Linked DNA regions of Homo sapiens: region 2 is linked to region 1. Evidence: chromatin contacts called from ENCODE Hi-C or POLR2A ChIA-PET data. All regions are on one chromosome and are shown on one strand. The core of a region is the stretch at or near the end of the contact, and the rest is flanking DNA. Distances in the headings are between cores, read along the strand shown. Region 1 overlaps ZEB2 (zinc finger E-box binding homeobox 2). Region 2 has its middle 8.7 kb from the start of TEX41.

Region 1 (6,762 bases), core at 2,719-5,218:
TGCAGAACATTGTTGCTCCAGTGTCTTCATAAACACAATCACAAAAACTACGATGAAAATTCATGCATTCAAAACAGACCAGTTACTGTCCACCATGGACCAGGCACCATCCTAGCTTTGGAGGAGACAAACATGAGGGAAGTAAAATCTCAGTGCTCATAGTTTACTGAGGAACAGACAAATAAGAAAACAGTTACACTACAACATATAAAGAGTTATGATTGAGTTGTATAATAGCACAGAGTTTAGAATCCAGGAAAGGGTTTTCTGAGAACTGTTGGGGTCTACAAACGGGGTAAAGATTTCTTATACGAGCTACTCTTTCCATTGCCAAAGCCAAATTAGCTGGCGGAAAGGTGAGTTGGACAAGTGAGGTGTTTCTGTTGCATGTGGAATCTCAACAGAACAGTAGTGGCCAGCAATTTCTGTACATATTTACTCTTGGAAAGTGCTTCTCCATGTTATCTTATCAAGAAGCTCACCTAATCAAAGGTAAACACATTTATCGCCTCATTAAGGCTTGTTTTATGGCCACTTCGATGTCATGTTTGAGGTAGAAGTACCTGTCACAGTCTTTGTCTGGAATGTATGTAAAAGGGATTTCATGGACACTGCAGAGGTTTTAATCTTTCAATATCAAAATAATTTAATGCATAATATGTATTTGAGAAGATGTCACTGGTGATTCCTACTTGTGTACTGTGTGTACTGAGTTTTGCTGACACATTTGCTAGAGCTGTCAAGGTGGACCAAATGAATGGACAGATGCCAAAAAAACAATTATGCTTATTAATGTACATTGATTGCTTGTTTAGGTTATAAAACAAATTAAAAAAAACCATTAGTATTTAAACCCTTTTATAGCTGAGCTAATGATTGCTTGTAATATAGTGTCTGGTAAAGAATATTCTATAATACCTGTAAAGCCCAGCTATGTTATCTAATTAGTAGACTTTGATTTAAGTGGCTGTAATTATGGAATTGAATAGTTGCCTTTCTAAATAACCAAATGGTAGATTTAAATATATAAAGATGTTGACTTGATTATTTAATATTTGTAGCAAAGACAAACCACCTAAATAGAGAGATTAATTCCACATCAGTGCAACATTAAAAGGGAGAGAGGATGCCAAGAATCCCATTAATTTGGGATATAAGTGTCTGAAATTTCCTCAAAACATTTACGCCAAGGAATACCAACAAGACAATATCAAGCAGCTCTCCCTAAGGATAGAGAGGTAAGGCAAACATGATTTTAAACTGCACAATATCACACAGTAAAATTAAGGACAATGTGTTCCACCAGATGCTAAACACAGCCATTTATCGAGCTACAAGGTTCTAGACTAAGTAAGTGTTTTGTATACATATTAGCTCCATATTACCTCCATGACCTCTTTCCCCATGAAGCCTTCCCTGAGCCTCAGTATCCACTCTTTCCTGTACCATGAATCCATTTTTCTTTTACTTTTTCTTTTCTTTCTTTCTTTTCTCTCTCTCTCGCTTGCTCTTTCTTTCTTTCTCTCTCTGTCTTTCTTTTTTTGTTTTTTGTTTTTTGTTTTTTGTTTTTTGAGACAGGGTCTCACTCTGGCACCCAGGCTGGAGTGCAGTGGCACAATCATGGTTCACTGCAGCCTTGACCTCACAGGCTCAAACCATCCTCCTGCATTAGCCTCCCAAGTAGCTTGGACCACAGGCATGCACCACCATGCCCAGATAATTTTTTTTTTTATTTTTTGTAGAGACGGGGTCTCACTATGTCACCCAAACTGGTCTTGAATTCCTGGGCTCAAGTGATTCTCCCACCTCAGCCTCCCAAAGTGCTGGGATTACAAGTGTGAGCCACTGCACCCAGCCCATGTTTTCAATAAAGATGGTGCTATTTGAAACTATGGCATGTCACGTGTATATTATTTTATTTCACCATGTGTTTAAATGAGATAACCAGGTGCCAAGAAAGCTTCAATATTTGCTTAAATAGCCAATGTGACGGAGAATAGGTAACCTCTTTTCTTTTTTTTTCTTATGATTTGCTTTGGCTATTAGTTTTGAAACATACATGTTATATTCCCAATTAGATCTCGTTACATCCTTCACAGGCTGTCCAAAAATTTCCATACTTCTAACAAGAACTTCGGTTGACTGAGTTTATATTATATAGTTTTTCTGTCCTTTGCCCTATTTCTTTCAAGGCCTTTGAGTCAGAAGCATTCAGCACCACGGCGTACGATAGCCACCATTTGCTTTGCCCTTTTAACTTTGGGGGTTACTTCTGACCATAGTCCAACTGCTCAGAAGGGCTTTTTCACAAATTGTTTACCGTGGCAGTTGCTACCCTATTGGGGTTTGCATTCAGAACCCATAAGCAGAGAGCAATGGTGTCAGTATAACAAATAATGTGTACAATTTTTTAAAATGCTGAATTTACCAAATCCCCATATTATGTTTTCACACTGCTCTTTCAGAAACTGTGCTAATACAATACTCCTATAAACTGATCTTGGTCCTGGCAGGCCCTGTTGGAACTAATGGGGCCTGACAGTTCTTCAGTTAAAAATTATACATGAGGGCCACTTTCCCTTAAATTATCTATTGTATGCCAGCTGTTCACAACTGCACTGCTTCACTTTCTTTGCAGTGCTAGAAATGTCTAATTTTCTCATAATATCCATAGCAACTATTCTCATGGAGGGCATTGAAGTTAGTAAGACTTCAAACACACCTTCACAGAAATCATGCTAGAGTTGCAGTTTCCATTTTCTTTAATTTTTTGGTTCTGAAAAATGTTTAGATGGCTCATTTTGCCGGTTTCATGCCATAGCACTTGAGTTATATCATAATTTCTCATTTGCTGCACAACTTTATTCTATTTTTATGCTCCTAAATGACGCAGCTCTAAGTACCCGTGAGTGGCACTTCCGTGCTGTGAGTGCTATCAAAGGCAACCTCAGATGGATAAAACTCCTGGTTTTTTGTTTTCTTTTGTTTTTTGTTTTGTTTTTGTTTTGTTTTTGCTGGGGAGGGGAGAAGCGGAGTCATCACCAAGGGCCTTCTTTTGTTTTTCAGGCATGTTAAAACTGTATAACCAACAGAACCATTTAAAAGGAAGAAAAACATCACCCAAGTTCCGTGTCTGAATGAAGGCTGTCTTCTCAAATGCTCCTCATTACTCCAGAGCAGTTATATTTGGATTATAATTAAAACGAGGCTTCTTTTTTTTCTTTTATTCTTCTTTTTTCCCAGAATGCCTCAAGTGAAGTATTCCTCCCAAAGTTATTGCACCTCTTTACTAACAAGTGCTGGGATTTTAATAAGCCTGTCCCCCCTCCTTACCCTGTACAGAGGAAAGGATGGCAAAGAGTGGCTGTGGTACAAAGGTTACATATTCAGTGATATTTTCTGCTTTTATTGGTAAAAATGGGGAGGTGGGTGGAGGATTTCCTTTAATTATGAAATAAGTGTGATGTTAGTAGTTATTTCTGTAACCTGGTGAAAATGCTGCATATTTCAGGCCTAATTTTTAGCATATGTTACCACGTGTGTAATAAAACGGTGATCTGCGCTCTCCGAATCTTTTGGCTGTTAAGGAGCACTCTGATTATAACTAGTTGCTGTAGAAACCTGGTCATCCAGATGCTTATCAAGAATGCATTATTATTTTTTAAACCTTGGTGGAGAAGCCACAGACTGCAGCAGTTGGACAAGGTCACATATCGATGGAAGTGACATGTCTTTCCTCTTTCCATTGTGTGATCGTCCAGGGCCTGGGGGCATTAATATGCAACGGTTCTGTTTTTCTTTCAGAAGGACTTGTAAACTCTTTAAACAGAGGCACACAGTTGCAATTGTTGCGGTACTGAGTGGGTGTATAGAAGCTAGGGCTGCAGCCTTGTCCAGTTGCAGATAGAATAAAACTGACAATGATGCAATGGGCCTGGCATGTAGACAACTCTGTGGGATGGATGAATGGTGCGGCTCTCGCTGTCCCTCCGGTGGTGGTAGGCCCTGTAATAGCTAGCGTAGGAAGGGTGGTGAAAATTGATATGCACTATTACTACACGTATAAAACTTAACACTGGGGCCATTGCACAGGTGGGGGGTTCCTGTTTATTGATTTTTATGAGTTTGTTAGAACATGCGCTTAATGCTTTTATACTCCGGGAGCTCTGGGAGGGCTCACCTTAGGTAATAAACCTTTCCGTACTTTGCAATCGCTCACAATTTACATGGGGACTCACATTATCCAGTACAAAGCCCAGCATTCCCCTTCTACTTGGTTTTAGGAGTGTGATAAAAAAAAAAAAGAAAAAGAAAAGAAAATAACTATAGCACTTACTTTGAATTTTTTGAAAACCTGTCCACTCCCGCTATGAAAATGGCCCCTAATTCTAATTACTCATATTTCCAAGAAAAATTAGTCACACAAACTTATGTTATGTGTTGTCTCAGAGGTTGAAAGCAAATCAGGTTTCCAATAAGACAGTACATCAAACAAAGTAGCATGTTCTTGATGCCGATGACTTTTTTTTAGAATTATGGTTGGACATTTTTGGCAGACAGATTGTCTTTTGCTCTATCAAAATGACAGTTTCTTTTGTAACTGCAACATTCATAATTAGAAGGAGAGAAGCAATCTGCCCAATTTAATATACTAAAAGAAGTTTAGAGTCTCTGCTAGTAATTTCATTATTTTTAAATTTGAATTAATTGACTTAAAATAATACAGTTAAGAAGTATAACCAGCAGGATTATGGAGAAAGGTTTCTTTTTCCTTAAAAAAAAACAGTGCTCTCAGTGTTACACTTAAGATGAGATTGAAATTTTCTTTTTTACGCCAGGTGCCCCGTTCTAAGATTCAGAGCAGCAATGTGAATATTCATCCTTGCAGTGGAGCTGAGAGAAGTTGTAGGGCAAATCCTGGGAACAAGGTCACTTTAAACAAAAAAGTTCTCCAAGTTTCCCATGCTTATAAGGCTGGCTGGGCTTAATTAAAGTCAATGGATGACCAAAAAATAAATAAATAAATAGAGAGAGAGAGAAAGAAAAGAAAATGAAAGAACAACCACCCACCCCATATCAGTCTCTTTCTAGGCCTCACTTCACATTGTATACCTTAGCCGTTGATGTTCAAGCTCTTTACATAGATCAAGAATAATATTTCTTAAATCCCTTAACAACACTGACGTGTCCATGGTTTAATCACTCTTCCCCAGTCCACATCTCTAACCTACGTCACTTGGGTGGCCCTCACCCACAGCACCACAACAAAAACAAAGCCAGAATTGCATTCAGAATGAAATCATCATAACATAGCAACCTTGTTCAGGATGTGACCTTTGGGTTTCAGCAACCCTGTCTTATGCAGCCCTGGCCAACCTTAACCTTTCCTGTTGGCTCGGAGGGTAACCTTTCTTCATATTTTCTTCAGGATCTCTCCTTACGGGACCCAGTATGTTGCATGCCTATGATGCACAGGGCCAAAAGTTTCGGAGTGTTAAAATCTACGAGCCTGTTTTCCTCTATGAGAGAATGAAGCCTGCACTCATTTTAAAGAATACATACGTAGCAAGATCTCTTTTTACCCTTCCTGTATAATTTTGGTTATGCTTAACTCTAAAGGAAACCAATTCTCTTTAGCTCTGTTACCTTATTTCGTACCTTAGCTGATTGTCATCTTTACATGAGCATCAGATATGGATGTGACAAAGATTTTTTAGAAATAATAACGACCAGTGCTTTATGAGTTGTGAAGTGTTTTTCTCTCCCACAAGAAATTACAACACAAAGTGCCCTATGCATTTTTTTAGTATGTTGATAAGACAGCAGGAAATTTTTTAACCCTCAAAACTTTCTGATTATAAGCTGTGCTCTAAATTTACACGGGCAGTGTTCCAAGTCCCACACTCCTTTACAAGTATATCATTACAGACCTGCAAGTGAGAAGGTAAATTTCCCCATGGCAGTTCTGAAATCTGACTTCAGGCTAAGAGGCCATGGACTGAGAGGGCTGATTGTGCTGGGTACCTACATATCAAAATCTCCTCTAGTATTTTAGTAGTTCCTTCTGTCCTTTTTGCAGCCCCGTGTCCTACAGAAGTGACATTTTGTTCCATTTTCATTTATCTTACTCTCCTTAGTTGTATATCAAAAGATATACACATTTATATAACCCAAGAAGCCAGGGATTAAAGCACAATATTTCTTAACACAGCTTCCTCTAAGATCTCCAGTAGCTACCTAATGCTTAAAGCTTGGGCTGACGTGGGTTATGGGGTTATAGTAGCTTTATAGATATTTCTATTTGTGTATGCTATGTTTATATATGTAATACATATATGTGTGGCTTAGGGCTATACTGACATGTTATTTTCTATGTGTTCATTTATTATAAACAGCAGGCAAGCAGACGTTTCACCTCACACCTCACTCTGGTCTCTATCATTCAAAAAATATTGCAAGATTCCCATTCTAAATTAAATACATCCGAGCTTACGTCTTTTATCAATTCTTTATTCTTGGTATCTCAAAATTCTGGTCTTCGTCCTTTGTCTCAAAAAGGGAAACTGCTGAAAGCATTTCCACCTGGATGTTTAAATTATTTAAGTTGCAGGAACCAGACCTTTTCCCTCCTGAGTAGTTGTGGGTTTTAAAGGCTAAAATTGCTTCATCATGCCAAAGTGAAAGTATGCATAAATTATTTAGTTAAACCTGAGAAAATACAGACTTTTCCCAGTGATCTTTCAAGGGCTGCCTACTTAAATT
Region 2 (6,762 bases), core at 1,588-4,087, 200 kb before region 1:
AGAAAGGGAAAGACTCTCTGAGGTAACAGGCAGGGCCAGAGCTCAAACCTATATTCATCTGACTCGAAAATTTCCAGGCTAAATATTTTTAAGTCCATGCATTCAAAAAAATACAATTTAAAACACACACAGCTATCATTGGTCACTTCTGAAGAAGGCTGCAAAATAGGCTGAAACTGGAAATGAGGGGTTAAATCCAGTATTTAGCCTGGGTTTTACATACAGATAATATAATGAACATATATTTCCTCAGTGTAATCAAACAGGAAAAGTTTCTTCTAGAAATATTACAACTACTAGATTAAAAGGAATTATATTCATAGAATGAATATATTGTATTGCAGCCTCTAATGAATTAAGGGATCTGGACAATGATTAATAATGGCTACTGATACCACAAAAAAGAGACTATCAAGCATTGTTTGTCTCCTAATAGAATACATGACACATGTATGAAATATATTTGCCAAAAAAAACTCATTGAATCTAATCATACATTTAGATATCAATTTACAGGAAATAGAAAAGACTGAGGAACATATCAAAAGATAACACAGAAATTTAATCATCAAAATCAGAAAATTCACAGGAAAAAATGGCCTAGTTTCTTCACAAGAAAGAAAGAAAGAAAGAAAGAAAGAAAGAAAGAAAGAAAGAAAGAAAGAAAGATGGAAGGAAACCTGTAGAGTAAAAGAGACTTAAGACACATATTCCCCAATAGCTTTCTATGGACCTTATTAGGATCGAGATTCAGACAAATTTTTAAAAAAATATGTATATGAGGCAATTGGAGAAATTTAAACATTGACTTGCTAGTGAATACAATTAAAAATTTTTTGTTAATTTTTAGATGTTTTAACATTATTGCATTTGCCTTTTAAATTAAAAAGGCCCTTAATTTTAGAAATACCTTTGGAAATATTTGCAGATGAAATTGAACAAGATTTGTCTCAAAAGAATTTTGTTAAAACAAGATTAAATGAAGATACAGGTTAGACTAGATTGGCCATGAATTGATGGTTGACTCTTGATAGGAATGTAGAGATCCATCATACACTTCACTCTATTTTGGTATATTTTTGAAATATATATATAAATTTCAATAATAAATTCGAAAAAATTTATTACTAATATAATAGCAGTAAGTCTTTTAAACCACTTCCTTTCCCTGGCTCCTCTCGGCCTCCTCAGCTGTGGACTCTTGACCCTTTGTTAAGCCTAGCGTTCTCTTTTAAAGGCTCAATAGAAAATCAACCATCCAAGGATATCCTTCACCAGGAAAAAGGGATCATCTGAGCTCTGGGACTGCCCTTGCTTTGATTATCATCCCCTCTCTTTCTGGACAAGGTAGTTCCTAACCAAAATGTAGTTCGGCTGACTCTGAAATATGCTGGCAGAAGGCATATATTTCAATTCTGCCCTTAGGCAGCCTAAAAAGTGCACACCCTGCAAAACGATTAAGATCACTCCCTGTCACACTCCTTCCTCATTTTTCAACTTCACTTTTTATCATCCTGCATTTTGACATCAGGGACATTTACAATGATCAGCAAGGACACAGACATTCTCCATGGTAACTGTAAGTTTACTTGTTTATTTAGAAAAGTCCAGAGTCAATGGCATGCAAACTCAAACAGGGCCTTAGAGAGCACTAAGTTCAGTTCCCTCACTTCCCAGGGGTGGTAAGTTAGGCTCCAAAAGGTAAGGGGCTTGCCCAAAACACATACAAAAAGGAAGTGCCTGACCCGGGCACTCTAAAATCACAAACACAGCTTTCCTCTCCAATCTCTATACTCAAGAACAGAGGAGGACTCAGAACTATAATTGTGTGACTCACATCAGTCAGTGTCTCTGAAATATACAATCCTAAGCAATGTAGTTAAGCCTCCTAAGTCCACCTCCTCTCCCCTACCTGGGGAGATCAGCATTAATGATGAGCTGAGGTAAAAGAGCTTAGAGGCTTGAAGGGGCCACAAAGGGATTTGCAGTGCAGGGAGGGCCACATTCCTGAACTTTCTCCTCTCCTGGAAGGTGCCTGGTGTGCTTCGAACCTACAATGTCCATCGCTTCTTTTCCTTTGACCTTCTCTTAGTTCTTGCACAGTTTTCTTAACTTTATTCATAGTTTTAAAGAGTCTCGGGGTGTGGGGGGGTTACTAGCTCATATTTTAAACCCTCTCTTCCTACAACTTGACACTAAACAGATACAAAGATGAATAAAATTACCATCCTTAATTAGTGCTTTTGCCTCAGTCATTCCTAAGCTGAAGCCATTGGCTGACCACTAAAAATAATGTTTAAACAAGGTCTTCTGTGTTAATTTCCCATAAATGTATTTTAAAATGCTCCCATCCCATTCTATAAGTTTTATGGTTTTCAAAGAAAGCCATGTCCAAGAACAATAAGTCAGTTGCCCAAGGTCTCAGAGGTGTTGGGAACATAACCAAGAGCTAGCCCAGGGTCTAGCTGACCCCAAAGCCCATGCCTTCCAAGCAGCACAAGAGAGAGGAAGGCACCATCTAGGTGTCTTTCTTAGCTCCGAGGGAATAAAAGTCTTCCCAGGAAGGGACCAGCAGGACCTGAAGGCTGTTCTTTAAGTCCCCTTCAGGATCCCACGGTGAAAAGGTCAAAATACGTTCTGTGCTTTTCACAGATAGAGTTGTAAAATGGCTGTGGGAGAACAGCCTCGGAGTGAACCTGACATTGGGTGTGTGCAAGCGGTTCATGACTCTGCGGTTGAGTGTACATGAGTCACCCAGAACACCGCGAGGCTCCAACATAAACCATGTCCTCAGGCCTCACCCTCAGCCCCTGCCACAAGCTTATTCACACATGATGTGCTAGCCTGGCACCCAAAACCCCCAAATCATCCATGAGTCACAGCTCATTACGTGGAACACTGCAGGCTTGCTACCCTGATGTTGGGCCATGATTTGCTTAATTGAACCAAGAAAAGGAGCGTGGGAAGTGAGGGAGCCAAGCTGTTACCTATGCATTAAAGAATATGAAGCAGGACCAAAGGCACCACGAAGAAAACATTCCAAGTTTAGCGCTCTCTCAAGGAGTTCAAGAGCTTCAGAGCCAGACTGCTGAATTTTAAGCCCAGCTCGGCCCCTTAGCATCTGTATGATCTGGGGCATGTGATTTCTGCCTCAGCTTCCTCATCAGTGAAATGCAAGTAAAAGAGCATCTACCATACAGGGCTTACCCCTGTTAAAACAGTAACACCTAAAATGTGTATATAAATAAAGGCAGGTTGAGTATCCCTTATCCAAAATGCTTAGAACCAGAAGAGTTTCAGATTTTGGACCTTTTTTTTTTTTCCTTTATTGCATTATGCTGGTTCAGCATCCCTAATCCAAAAATTGAAAATCTGAAATGTTTCAATGAGCATTTCCTTTCAGTGTCCTATCAGTGCTCAAAAGTTTCAGAATCTGGAGCATTTCAGATTTCAGACATTCAAATTAGGGATACTCAATTGTACTACTATTAGTATGCCATCAGAATACTTTTACTTAAAACCTTCTATGTCATTGGTATATAAACCATGAAGTTGAACTCATCAACTCATTGCAACAAAGATGATCATGGAACTGTAATTGGAGAGCTTTGTTTATAACAAGCTTGCTCAATGATTGATATCTGGAGATGGAAAACAAAATAAGTGGGAAACTGGTAAACAATATAAACTTTAATATTATCTTCAGGGAGTTTAAAATTATAATCTTTAATAAGTGATCTTTTCATATCATTCTAACTTAGAACTATGTCTAGGTATCTTTTCTTTAACATTTAGGTACATGAGCTTATTTATCTTCTTGCTAAAGTTCAAAATCTAATTTCTAACACAGGTTACTTGCTGTAATAAACTCTACAAGCTTTAAAATGACAGGTTGAAAGATACGATTTTTTAGAGTTATGAATTAATAGCTATATATGTCAAAGACTTTGAAAGGGCCAACTTTTTCATATTTATAGATATATTATTGAAATGATAAAAAGTGAACTGTGGAAAGAGGAAAGAACTGAGAACCACATATAATGAATCAAACATACTTAACAAGACATGTACAGACACTTTGGTGTGCATCTCTTTTATTACGTTACATTAATCAAATACTGTTAAAGACATCCATCTGAGCAAAGTGTCATGATGATATTCTATAAAAACATTCTTTTGAAAAGAGTCTGTCCTGACAGCCATATCAACTATATTGTTTTAAGTGATTGTCAGACCCACACTTCTCAGAAATTAAGACAATTTATGTATGTGCCTCTTGAGTTCTCTCAGCCCCACTGAGGCTAGCTTTTTAAAAGAAAATAATGTACTTGGAGAAAATGCACAAAATCTGACTAAGGAGTCATAAGACTCTGGGTGCAAATAATTGAAAAAAATATTTTAGAAGCATAATATCAATTCATCTAGTTTTAAAGTTTTCACAAATTATAATAGGGAATTCTGCTTATTTCACAAAATAATTATCTGACCTTAAGAGGATTTTTCCTAACATCACATAAACCTGATGGCTTTACACAGTGATGATGAGCTATTATTTCATTTTCATCCTGATAAACTACATAAGAATTGCAATTTTTATATGCAATTATTCATAATGTATGTTTGGATTTCCCTGTTTAAATTCTATTAGAGTCCTACTTTATGAAAAATCTATCATTTAATATTCTATTTAATACTGAGATGAACATACATAAAAGCAAACAGATGAAGAAGATGAGTAATATCTCAGGATCTGTAGCCATCAGACTATGAGCAAATCATAATATATTATTATAAGTCCCTTCTGTTACAGTCAGATATTTCAGAAAAATAACAATAATGTATTAAAAACGGAACTTCTCTGGTCTTTAAATAGCACAAGTAATTCAACTGATAAATCTAGATAATACTTATAGCTCTCTATACCTATGGTTTGGTTTTGCCTTTTCTAAATTAAACTGGATTTTCAAACTATTTAGGTGCCACATTCATTTTACCCTGAGAAAAGATATGTCAAAGAACTTTATGGCTAGAAGTTTGTCTTAATTAGCATACAACTGAACAATCAAAGTCTAAAAACTGAAAGCCAGCAGCTGAATGTAACACTGATTTTAATATCCTTATTTTTAGAGAGAATTTATTATAAGAAATTGATGGCAGGTAGAAAGAGGATAAAGGTGTCCATACACTGCTTAATCATCTATACATAAAATTTATTTGGAAAGAAGGACAAATTTGGCCAGTTGCACCTTTGCCTTCATATAGATTCAATTTTCTCTGTCAGTTTGAGAGAACAGTTTTTGATTTTTCTACTACCTGCCTTCTGTGGTGGGGGAGGAGGGTTGAGGTGAGCCAACTAAGGAAAAACAAACAATTATGGACTGGGCATGGTGGCTCACACCTGTAATCCCAGCACTTTGGGAGGCTGAGGTGGGCAGATCACCTGAGGTCAGAAGTTCGAGACCAGTCTGACCAACATGGCAAAACCCCATCTCTACTAAAAATACAAAAATTAGCCGGGCATGGTGGCGAGCGCCTGTAATCCCAGCTACTTAGGAAGCTGAGGCAGGAGAATCGCTTGAACCTGGGAGGCGGAGGTTGCAATGAGCCAAGATCGCACCATTGCACTCCAGCCTGGATGACAAGAGTGAAACTCCGTCTCAAAAAAAGAAAAAAGAAAAAAAAAAAACTTTTCAGTTTGATGTAATGTAACTAGAAACCTCTCCTCTAAAATTGCTGTAATTGCATAGAAAGAAAATCTAAAGTGTAGCCATAATTATTTTTTAGAATGCTTTGAAGCCACCTTAGAAATTTGGCCCTCTTACTGGAAGACATCTATTCTTTTTGTTCCAGTCCTTGGCACATGCAGAATGACCAACCTCACTTATTGCTGCCACTCCCATACAAACCTAAGAAATTTCCTTTATGCATGACTAACCCCTACTAACCTTCATCTGCTAAATGATTTCTTATCTGTATGTGAAAAAATAATAACCTGATTATTTAAAAAATTACTCTCATCATTTTGTCCAATAGACCAAGCCCAAAAATCAGAGGATGGCAAAGTTTTCCCTTCAGATTTTACATTGAGGAGCTAGATTTATTTTTCTCTATTTAAATTTTGAACATTTTTTTAAAAACTTATCGTCTAGTTGTGTTAGTGTTCCAGATGTCAAAATACGATTTTATTTGACGCTGTTTAAACTGAAAATGAGCTTTACAAAGAAGGCTTACTAACATTTCAAATAATTCTGGAAAAGCATAGGAGGGTTTGAATTCACATAAACATAAAATGTATTTATGATTTGGATTTTAACCAATGTAAAGTATGTATCTGAGTATTGAGTCCCATGACTGCAATCTATTCTTCTGTGTTATATGGAAGATGAATAAAAGACATAACTTAAGCATTTTTCTCTAATTCTGGTCACAGACCTACAAGATGGGTACATTGCTCTTATTTTACCAGTGAGGAAATGGAGGTTTAGTTGGATGGAGTGTCTTGCCCAAGGTCACAGTGGTAGTAAGTAGGCAGAACCCAAATTGAATGAAATCCAGGCCTTTCTGGCTCCTAAACTGTGTTCTTTGGAGCCTATGGGACTGCTAATCTAAGAGAAGCCCAGGTCAGCTGATTCCCCTGAACAATGACCTGTTAGACTCAATCAGTCCCTGTCCGGAGAGGTTCTTCTTTAAAAGTAGGTTTTGAAAGGACCCCACAATATTGGCCCAAGAAAGCCCTCAGTATTTAGGGAAAACTCAAAGCCA

Evidence for each region. Hi-C counts contacts between places; a loop is a spot of excess contacts on that map. ChIA-PET counts read pairs that join two places held with the same protein, here RNA polymerase II (POLR2A).
Region 2: a map of natural killer cell shows a loop between it and region 1 (9-fold over the local background). The contact joins two enhancer-like sites. A Hi-C loop is called at or near these places in 1 of 168 maps with a recorded cell type or tissue (natural killer cell). POLR2A ChIA-PET finds 5 or more read pairs at or near these places in 2 of 52 experiments (MCF 10A and activated B cell).

The regions. Positions count from the first base shown.
Region 1 is chr2:144,458,642-144,465,403 of GRCh38, reverse strand. All of the region lies in intron 2 of ZEB2 (zinc finger E-box binding homeobox 2), which reads left to right. Among named protein-coding and RNA genes, the nearest start is that of ZEB2-AS1, 58 kb to the left of the region's middle. Within about 2 kb of position 3,968, at least 12 of the 41 ENCODE cell types and tissues checked have a DNase peak (open chromatin) inside an H3K27ac peak, as active enhancers do; they include natural killer cell, where a contact is called at or near this core.
Region 2 is chr2:144,655,931-144,662,692 of GRCh38, reverse strand. No RefSeq gene overlaps it. Among named protein-coding and RNA genes, the nearest start is that of TEX41, 8.7 kb to the left of the region's middle. Within about 2 kb of position 2,837, at least 9 of the 41 ENCODE cell types and tissues checked have a DNase peak (open chromatin) inside an H3K27ac peak, as active enhancers do; they include natural killer cell, where a contact is called at or near this core.